2 separate regions of the Homo sapiens genome follow, and region 1 is linked to region 2. The links are chromatin contacts, found by Hi-C in ENCODE. All regions are on one chromosome and are shown on one strand. The core of a region is the stretch at or near the end of the contact, and the rest is flanking DNA. Distances in the headings are between cores, read along the strand shown. Region 1 holds the start of PTF1A (pancreas associated transcription factor 1a). Region 2 overlaps SKIDA1 (SKI/DACH domain containing 1).

What was found. Hi-C counts contacts between places; a loop is a spot of excess contacts on that map. Pooled maps may share reads with other maps.
Region 1: a loop to region 2 is called in a pooled map, with 4 times the contacts of the local background. The contact joins the promoter of PTF1A here to the enhancer-like site in region 2. A Hi-C loop is called at or near these places in 6 of 50 pooled maps.

Annotation. Positions count from the first base shown.
Region 1 is chr10:23,190,480-23,195,628 of GRCh38, forward strand. PTF1A (pancreas associated transcription factor 1a) reads left to right here and starts at 1,833. Exons shown (of 2, transcript NM_178161.3): 1 at 1,833-2,835; 2 at 3,225-3,766. The coding sequence starts at 2,052. The coding sequence ends at 3,427. RefSeq lists an enhancer at 4,722-5,149.
Region 2 is chr10:21,509,021-21,514,360 of GRCh38, forward strand. SKIDA1 (SKI/DACH domain containing 1) reads right to left here. Exons shown (of 4, transcript NM_207371.4): 4 at 4,455-5,340. Among named protein-coding and RNA genes, the nearest start is that of SKIDA1, 14 kb to the right of the region's middle. Within about 2 kb of position 1,511, at least 6 of the 41 ENCODE cell types and tissues checked have a DNase peak (open chromatin) inside an H3K27ac peak, as active enhancers do.

The DNA.
Region 1 (5,149 bases), core at 583-3,082, 1.7 Mb after region 2:
ACGGGCATGTTTCCACTTAGTTTTAGTCTACGTGAGGAAGGGGAGGGTGCACATCACTAGCTGGCTAGATCTCTGGCCTTGATACACACACACACACACACACACACACACACACACACACACCCCTTCCCTTCCTTTGAGGTCAGAAAGAGAAATCTAATTGCAGAGAATCACAGCTCAGGCTCTATCACCGGGAAACTGTCCATATTTGCCTTTAAGGATATGCAAATAGTGAACGACTCCTTCACTGTGAAGGCTGAGAAACTAACACAGGAAAAAACTACTGAAAACCAGTCAGTCCTTGGGTTAAAATTGTTTGGGGTTGTTGGCAGTTCAAGGTAAGGCAATCTCTGGCCTTCTAACCTTATATATCTTTTGGTTTAACTCTTTGTTCTCAATTCAGTTAATTACAGTGCAATGTCTAAAACCAAGAAGCGTATTTAAATCACTAATCTGAAGAGGCATGACTTGGAATTTGAGAGGCGTCTGAATACCCAACAGAAGCCTCTAGTGAGACAAGTGCCTGAAAAAGGAAGCGGCCCAGGAGGACGACTCCTTTCAGTCCTCTGTAGAGAGAATACGCACGATGGCTGCGCTTCTGAACTCTCCCGGGGTGGAAGCTGCAGCCTGGCTTTTAACCGGAATTGCCCAGACCTTGAAAGTGTTTCTTTGTTGCTCTTAAAAAGAGGAATTCACGTTGCATCGCAGTCTGTGATAAAGTCTGTCTTGGGGCAGAGCTGCATACGTTTTGTGTTTTTTTTTTTTTTCAGAAAAGAAAGGTCGAGAAAGAAAAAAACAAGTCATTCAGGGATGGTCCCTGTGGCCAGTCGGAAAGGTGAGAGACTCGGGCTTTGAAAACGATTCACATTCTGCCCTTTAACTTCAATGCCTTCCCTCCGGACTGCGCCGGAGCAGACGATTCAATGGACTCCTTTTGTATCCAGTTTATTGCTCAGAATCCCTAGGGTCTAGATTTGCTCTCAGAAGAAACGCGCCCCGCTGAGCTGCTCTGGGGGCTGCCCCTCCCGTCTCCCCATTCCTTTCTCCGGGCCGGGGAGGGCAGGGGAGGCAGCCACTGAGCCGATGTCGCTGGGGACCCGCACCAGGCACCACAGCCAGGCTCCAGAGCGGAGTCCCATAGGTGCGCTCCCAGCCCCCGTGTTGCGTCTGGAACGCAGTGGGAGTGGGCCCGGATCACCTTCCAATGACACCCGCATATACTCTGCAAACTGTGCAAAAGCCCTTGAAAAGTCCAGAGATGGGACAGAAGCCCCCAGCAGAACCCAGGCCGGAGCCCCGCGCACCTCGGATAAGGGGGTGGCGGAATGCACCCACCTGGTCCCTGAGGGCAGCACCCTTAGATTGCCCAGGCTGCCGCGGAGGAGGACGATCGCCGCGCGGGCTCCGCTCTCGCCGTCTGGGCCACCGGCGCGCACCCCTAGGAACTTCTCTGGCCGCGTGTAGACGCGGCGCGCGGCTGCCCCAGTCCCAGGGCGGAAGGAGCCGGCGCTGCTCAGCGCGCGCGGGTACGCAGCGGGCACCGCGGGACGCAGGTGCCCCTGGAGCCGCACGCGGGGCAGGTACAGAATCCAGTATGCAGAGGCAGAGGAGAGGGAAGAGAGCGGTGCGAGGAGCCCCGGGCCGCGCGACCCCGCCTTTTCCTCGCCCCAGGAGCTCCCAAAGGGAGCAAAACGCCCCCCACCCCCGCCCACCGCCGCGCCTCCGGGCCCCCTCGCCGCCGGCACACCGCGCTCTGATTGGCTGGCGCGATGGGTCCCTGGCACGCGCCTATGGATGTTGTTATAAGAATCCTCGCGTGCCGGCCCTCAGCTCCAGGAAGTCCGCCACAGCCCTCCCCAGCGCAGCGCGAGCGCGGGCCAGAGCGCAGCGGCCGCGGGCACTCCAGGGAGGCCCGGGGGCGGGCAGCCCGGCGGCCGCCTAGCTGCCCCCAGCCAGGGCCCCGGGAGGGAGGGGCTCGGACGGGCCTTAGAAACTCACCAAGAACTAACACGCGCAGCCCGGCAGTCCCGCTGCCCACTGCGGCGGCGAGCATGGACGCGGTGTTGCTGGAGCACTTCCCCGGGGGCCTAGACGCCTTTCCTTCTTCGTACTTCGACGAGGACGACTTCTTCACCGACCAGTCTTCACGGGACCCCCTGGAGGACGGCGATGAGCTGCTGGCGGACGAGCAGGCCGAGGTGGAGTTCCTTAGCCACCAGCTCCACGAGTACTGCTACCGCGACGGGGCGTGCCTGCTGCTGCAGCCCGCGCCCCCGGCCGCCCCGCTAGCGCTCGCCCCGCCGTCCTCGGGGGGCCTCGGTGAGCCAGACGACGGCGGCGGCGGCGGCTACTGCTGCGAGACGGGGGCGCCCCCAGGCGGCTTCCCCTACTCGCCCGGCTCGCCGCCCTCGTGCCTGGCCTACCCGTGCGCCGGGGCGGCAGTACTGTCTCCCGGGGCGCGGCTGCGCGGCCTGAGCGGAGCGGCGGCTGCGGCGGCGCGGCGCCGGCGGCGGGTGCGCTCCGAGGCGGAGCTGCAGCAGCTGCGGCAGGCGGCCAACGTGCGCGAGCGGCGGCGCATGCAGTCCATCAACGACGCCTTCGAGGGGCTGCGCTCGCACATCCCCACGCTGCCCTACGAGAAGCGCCTCTCCAAGGTGGACACGCTGCGCCTGGCCATCGGCTACATCAACTTCCTCAGCGAGCTCGTGCAGGCCGACCTGCCCTTGCGCGGCGGTGGCGCGGGCGGCTGCGGGGGGCCGGGCGGCGGCGGGCGCCTGGGCGGGGACAGCCCGGGCAGCCAGGCCCAGAAGGTCATCATCTGCCATCGGGGCACCCGTAAGTGCTTCCGCTTCCCAGCTCAGGGAGAAGGGGTCGGGCACTCGAAGGCTCCGGAGGGGCTGGGGGAGCTGACTGCCAAGCAGACAGTCGGACCGACGGATTGTCGGTGGGCACGGAAAAACTTGAATGCGAGCTCGCGTTTCTCGTTTTTTTTTTTTTTTTTATTTTTCTGCCACGTTGACCGCGGCTCTCAAGGGCGCGCGTCCCCGCCAGACTTGCAGCTCCTCGGATTCCTGGGAGGGGACGGTGGGGACTTGAAGTGTGGAGGAAGAGGGTGGTTCTAGTATAACCGGAGAGCACCCAGGAAAGGGTCCTAAAGGACCTGATGGGACCAATGGGAATGTGGTTGGATATTCACAGTCTGTTTTCTCTTCTCACCTGTCCAGGGTCCCCCTCCCCCAGCGACCCTGATTATGGCCTCCCTCCCCTAGCAGGACACTCTCTCTCATGGACTGATGAAAAACAACTCAAGGAACAAAATATTATCCGAACAGCCAAAGTCTGGACCCCAGAGGACCCCAGAAAACTCAACAGCAAATCTTCCTTCAACAACATAGAAAACGAACCACCATTTGAGTTTGTGTCCTGAGAAGTCCCAGACTCGGCTGAAGATCTGATTATGTCTCTGTGCATATTGTACATGTAAATATCTATAATGTAAATGTAATTTAAGAATCAAATTTTTCGAATGGCAATCAACTGTTTATTATTTATCTATTTATTATCCTGTTGAGTTGATGAAATAGATGATTTCTTTTTAAATATATAATTTATATAACTTATCCTGATTTTCTGAAAATATGCAATAGCCTATGATTTTCCTGAACTCTGTGTTGTTGGGAGAACTCTGGCCAGAAAACGTCCTGCTTATTTATTGCCAGATATGGTTTATTTCTAAGCGTTGTCAATAAATGCTATTTACACCTTTTCCTGAAGGTTTTTGAGTACATGATTTGATAGATACTCTTTAAAAAGAATTAACTTAGTAAAAATTAACCAAACCAGAGACTCAAAGTGTAGCTTTTTAGTAAGAAACTACATTTCAGACTTAGCCTAAAGGTGGGTAGGTTAGAGGATTAGACCTCAACTTTCTATGACAGCACTTCATCTAGGTCGCCTGCCCTACACAGCAACTTTTGTCTGTATTTTGGGCCACCTTCCAAACACCCTATGCAAATACATCCTGGAGTATTTATTGTTCCCATTTTGCAGATGGTAAAGTTAAGGCTCAGAGATGACATTTGACTTACCCAAGGTCACCCCTACGTTGTCTATTCCTGGTGTATAAAAGTGAGCGCGCGGTGCACTGTGGGAGCAGGGAGCTAGTGGGCTAAGCGAATGGGCCTTTCTGCTTCCACTGGCTGGGAAAGGGGCTACTCTTGAGCTGCCCTGTGACCAACCTCTTCGGCAGCAACAGCATCAGGTACCTGGAACTCAGGCTTACTCCTCACAAAGGAGATGGGACAGGCTACGGTGCCAAAGCCTAGAGACCACTCGGAGGCCACTCAACAAAATCCAGGGTCTTTTAGGTAAGGTAGGAAGAAGCCGCCCGCTACCCCTGCCACCTTCGCAACAGGCTTACTTCCAAAACTGAGTTCGTTTTGCCTTCATCAGAACTTGGCCCTCCTCGGCCAGCAACCTGGGGAGAAGGCGAGCCTGAGGCGGGGGGCGTAGGGTAGCCCCCTAGCGAAGGGGAGAAGAGCGAGGGCGCGGCCGAGGTCGCTTAGCCAGAAAGCCTGGGAGTCCAGGCTTGGGTTTGTCTCCTTTGTGGCCAAGAGCGCCTCCCGGGCTCTCGGGGCGTCCTCCCCTGCCCGCCAGAGCCGGGGCGCCGGCACTGGGCCCTGAGGCCTGGCGCGCGCGCAGATGGCGTTGGCGCGAGCGCGGACTGGAGACGCGCTCATTGACGTGGCACCGTAGCCCCGTGCGGCGCAGGCCTGGCCCAGGCGGGGTGTGGTTCCGTGGGCCGCAGCGGCCTGGTGGGCGAAGGTACAATTGCGGATAGCCTCTAATACTCACGGCCCTGCCGCAGGACAATATGTTGGCAGCATGCTAATTGCTTTAACCTAGTTTCAGACCCACCGAGGGGTTCCCCGCGCGCCGCGGGTGCCATGGACCTCGTCCAAGAGCAATTAAAGCGAGGCCGCGAGCCCGACCCCGCAGCGCGGCCTGGCCAGACACGCGGAGATTCTGGGTCGCAAGGCTCCCGGGAGCCCCTTGGCCGTGGACCCTCTCACCCCTTTTAAGCCTTCGCGCCCTCTCCCTCCACTCCTCCTAAAAGAAGATTTCACACTGGAGACAGAATTTCAGAACG
Region 2 (5,340 bases), core at 261-2,760:
GCGAGTTCCAAACACGCCTTCCCATTAATTAAAACCTGGAAAGCCTGGCCACTTTCTTCTCAGGCCGAGGCAGCATCTCCAGAGGTCCCCGCGGCACTCTCGGCCGGCAACGGCTCCCGCGCGGGGCCTTGGAGGCCGAGCGGCCATTTACTGCCCTGTGATTGCGCCGAGGACCAGGTTAGCTCATAAAGCCTTTCACACTCAACAATGGGGATTTTCTCAACAATTAACAAGAAACAACATAATAAAGCCATTTACAAAGACCTTGCTATTTACTATAAATTAGGCACTCTTTAAGAGACCAGTGCGTAATTTCACACACTTTACAACTGGGGCTGCATTTTAAACACCCGGGAAAACAAGCTTGTTGCACTTTCCTGTGACCTAGCTGCGGTGCACCTCTGTTTCCCCTCTTCCCCGGTAGCAGCTTTGTTTGCATTGCTGCACTCCAACCTCCCCAACCGAGGGTGGCTTTCCAGGTCACTCTCTCACGTTTCCCGTTTCCAGGCCATCATTCCCCTTGCAGATGCACGGAGAGGTTCCCAGGGATGGGGACCACGCGCCAAACCCAGCCAGCCGGGCCTCATCCCATTCCTCCCACTGTGGGAGTTGCGCCCGGCCCTGCCTGCGCCCCCCGCGCCCTCCCCAACACCCAGGGCCTCTGGTCTTGAACCACTTCCCAGAAGGCGTTCGCGGCCACACTGGCCCAGGGGAAAGCCCCAACCCTTTGCCACTGGCGATCCACACGCGCCTTTTGGAGGCCTTGGCCAGCCCTCCGCCCAATGCGAAGAGCTGGGCCCCATTTGCCTGGGGAGCGGAGATGAGGCCTGGGCGAGAAGGTGAGAAACGGCGAGGCTGCGTGTGCGTGTGCCAGGGTGGGCGATGACTTCGGGACACACAAAAGGAGCGCCAAGTTGAGGGGAGGCGTTCCAGGCCCCGAGGGCCGGCCCCCGCGCGCCCTGCGCCCCCCGCTCGCCCCTGGCCTGGCCCCAAGGCCGACTGGCCGAGAGGCTGCTCGGGAGGTGCCGCGGCGCTGGCCCTGCCGCTCGCCCCGGGGGTCGACATCGTCACCCATTCAGAGGACAGCAAGATCTGGGCGGGAAAACAAAAGTCACAAAGAAATTTGTTTGCCACCATGCAAAATGGCGGCACTTAAACATCTTTCTTGTGGTGGTGGCCCGGCCCAGAGAGCCCGGAGCTGCCCTAGGTTTAGCGCGGTGCGCCCTAGAGCTCGGCGGCCTGGGGCAAGCGAGGGGGAAAGGGACCCTGAAACCCCTGCGGCCCCCAAGCCGGCCCTTAGCCCGCAGCCCATCGCGCGATCAGCCGGCCCCTGCCTTCCTTCCCAGCCCGCCAAGCCCCTAGCCCGCGCCAGCAGCCCCCGGCCACTGACCGCTGTTTACAAACACAGCCTGGGGGTGGGGTGGGCCGGCCGGAGCGCGGGCTGGCGGGGTGGGGGCGGCCGCGCGCCCCGGAGGACGCCACCAGCAGAGAGGAACGAGGAGTTGGTGCGAGAGAGCGGGCTCGGCAGCTGGAAAGGACTGAACGCCTTGTTTTTGAAACTGTCAATTCCCTCAACCCCTATTGTGAGGGCTTCATGCAAAACATCTCAGGCCTTTTAAAGTAGGAGCTTGTGAGGCCGCCACAGTTTGAAAAGAAGCGAGAGAGGAGCGGGGGCCCAGGGCATGGGCGAAGAATGATAGCTGGGCCCCCCTAAGCCCTCCCCACGTACTCTGTTTTTTTTTTTTTTTTTTTTTTTTTTTTTTTGCAAAGGAGGGCATGCCAAACAGGTAAAATGCAGCCCTCCCCCACCTCCTAGATCTGCCCTATGTCCCCATCCCCCAGGCTAGTTTGCAAAATGCCCTTTGGCCTAGGGAGCAAACCAAAACCAAAGCTAGCATCAAAAATAGTTTTTCCTTACAGGGAAGGGGAGAATCCTGGTATGATTGGGGTGACCGGGTGGACTCGCTAAGGTGGATGCCCTGTTCCTCCTTGCCAATTTCCTGAGGTTAGTTGATGGGAAGCATTTTTTTCCCCCTTTCCTAGTTTGGCTCTGGGAACTCCTTTTTACAACCTTCCCAGCAGGAAGTTATTTTTAAGGTGAAGCAAAACTCACCACATTTTCTTTATTTTTTAGATGCTAATGCTTATTAAAAAAAAAAAAAAAAAAACAACTTTACCATGAAGGATTTTTGTTTTTGCTCTTTGAAAGAAAAAAAATGCTTTTGAGGAATTAGTTTCTACATCTCTTCCTGCATGCAAACAAAACTGTCATTTTCATATCAGCAGAAACTCCCAATTCTTGTTGATTAGAACTTTGAGGAATTTCTAGACCATTGAAAGTCGCCCAGACACAGAAAAGATAAAAATCCAACACCAGCCCCATGTAGTTTGTGTTATTGTTGTTTAGTGGTGGCTCCTTGTTGATTTTCAAATAAACAACCATTATTGAGATTACTCCACTGTAATCAAGTAAGCCAGTAGAAAAGAACACCCACTTTAAAAAGTAAATAGTGGAAAAAGAGCAAGCTGCATTTTCTATAAAGGCGGATAACCTGACTGTGGAAGACAGAGTACACACACCTCTTAAAAAAATATTTAAATTTTCATTTCACAGTCTTATCAGGAAATTACTTTTATAGGAGACCAAAAATAAGTTTGTTAACCCAAAAAGTTAGAAAAAGAGCCTTTTCCTGCTTTTTTTCCTCATGTCTGTAAATGTTGGACTTTAGACACAGGAATCAGTCACCCTGGAGTCATATAGTGCTTGTTTTTTTGTTTGTTTTTAATTCTATGCCCTGAAAACATCTAAATGTAAAAATGTAATCTATCAATGGAGGTAACTTGTTTTTTTCTCAATAAGGCTTAACTTTCTGAACAAATGGGACATTTATAGCAGCTTAGAAAAGTCTAGATATTGTCATTAATCATAAAACAACCAAAATAATATAAACAGTACTGAGAATAATTCCCATATCAGAATGGGGAAACAACTAAGGGGCTAGCAGGAATTGAAAGAATACCTTGTATTTGCAAGTTACTGCATACTATTTGGTACACTTTCCTTACAGAAGCCCTAACTCAGGTTTTGCTGTGGTTGGCTGGCTTATGGTAGTACTGTGGGGTGAAATTTGTGTTGACTATTTAATTTCTTTCCTTTTGATGGTATCACTCTGGAAAGCCTCGGCCTCCATGCTGTTCATTCTCCAGCTCCTATAAACTGAAACTATTGATTCTCTGAGGGTTAGAGACTAAGTGTCAAAGCTGGAGGCCAATATTTTATGTCAGAAATTCCACAGGGTATATTTGTTTTAAATTGTGCTTATTCCATCTTACAGTCCTTCCACATCCAAGATCTGTAGACTTCAAATTTATTCTCACTTTATAATTTAGGAACAATGAGTCCTTAGCCAACAAGAGAAGTACTAGTCTGCGTGTAGTAGTCACCGTACTTTGAACTTTCTTAACTTAGAAGTAATTAAAGAGTAGAAATTACACTCTTCCAATGTGTGTGTCACACTTTTTACAGATTGATTTTTCAGGACAACTTACTGCACCTAAATTCTGTATTGCTTTCCAAAGAGGAAAGAACTGAGATTATGAAGCCAATTGTTTAGCTTTCTGGGGCTTTAACTATAACATGGACTGGTCTTTGGAATTATATACAAACAAGAATTCAAGGATACCATCCCCAAATTTTCACTTTGACCATATCTACCATTCCAATAAAAAAGAATCCAGTGAACCTACACCTGGCATGGCAACATTCAAGAAGGAAAGGAAGGAAGGTAGTTGAAAGCATCTGTTTACTCCATCCAAATGTATTTGGATGCAGGTATTCTCAGCCTCGGTCCTTTACAATAAGAGGAAAACCACAGAGCATATTCAGCAATTAGGGGCTGAGGCCATCCAGATCTAACTGAAACATTTATAGACAAAAGGAAAATTTCAAAGGGAATAGGAACTAAAAGGTTAAGGAAAAACAAAAACAATAGACTGAATTTCCATGAGAAATAGTGACTTAAATTCACACAGTAAACATTTCATTGGTGTTTTGTTTTGTTTTGTGATTTATGATCTATAGATGCAACTTCTTAGATTCAAGATAGCAAGGATCTGAGATACATAATTTGTCAGACTAAAGGAGGTGGGCCAGAAATTATTAGATTCAACTTTCATTAAAAAAATCACTGATCTCTGCTTCACTTTCTTAAGCCTGAAACTTTTCCTACTTGATGTGTAACAAGTTTGTAAAGTTTTGTTCTTGCTTGGAAAGAAATCCACCAGTGTTCTGCACAGAACCTGACTGGCCTCGTCACATAGTATTACAACAAAACACTACACCCAATAAATGCATTTCTTTCAGGCAAAAACATTACAAGTGAAAATGTCAACAAAACCATTCAATCCTGTTAACCGTTCTTCAATCTGGAATAAGTAGAAATGTATGGAACCAGGAATTTTAAACAGTGTTTTTAATTGAAAATAAAGCTAAAGCATGCTTTTCAACAGTGCAAATTTCCATAATTTTGATTTACTGCTTCCATCATCACAACACAGTACACCAGCATGGCCCTTACCCAGGGCTAGACCCTAGCATTTGCATGTTGAACTACTTTGATTTTAAGTGCAAATATAGATAGTCACCTCTGATTGTCACTTGCAGTAGAAACTCTCCTGCTCTATACACAGGATGGTCTGAAAACACAAGTTTTAGAGAGATGCAGAAAAAGTATAAGGTCATAAAATCCAAGTGCCTGAGTTCTGGTACCAAAAAGCCCTGAAAAAACTGTTATTTTTCATTTGGGGTATTGCAACTCTGACCCCTCATTTTCTTTTTCTTGGTTGTATTTACTGATTTGTCACTATCAAGAGTTCGGCCATGAAATATTCTGCTATTACGAGAAATATTTCAGCCCGGGCATGGTGGATCACACCTTTAATCCCAGCACTTTGGGAGGCCGAGACAGGCGGATCACCTGAGGTCAGGAGTTCGGGACCAGCCTGGTCAACATGGTGAAACCCCGTCTCTACTAAAAATACAAAAATTAGCCGGACATGGTGGCACGCGCCCGTAATCCCAGCTACTCAGGAGGCTGAGGCAGCAGAATCGTTTGAACCCAGGAGGTGGAGGTTGCAGTGAGCCAAGATTGTGCCACTGCACTCCAGCCTGGGCGACACAGCGAGACTCTCTCCAAAAAAAAAAAAAAAAAAAAAAAGAAATATTTCAATTGTTTTGGGAGTTTGAAGAGTCATGTTCAGACCACAAGATAAGCAGGACAATAGTAAGAGTCACCTTATTTAAAACCTTTGGGTGAGAACACAAAACAGACTTTTCCTGTT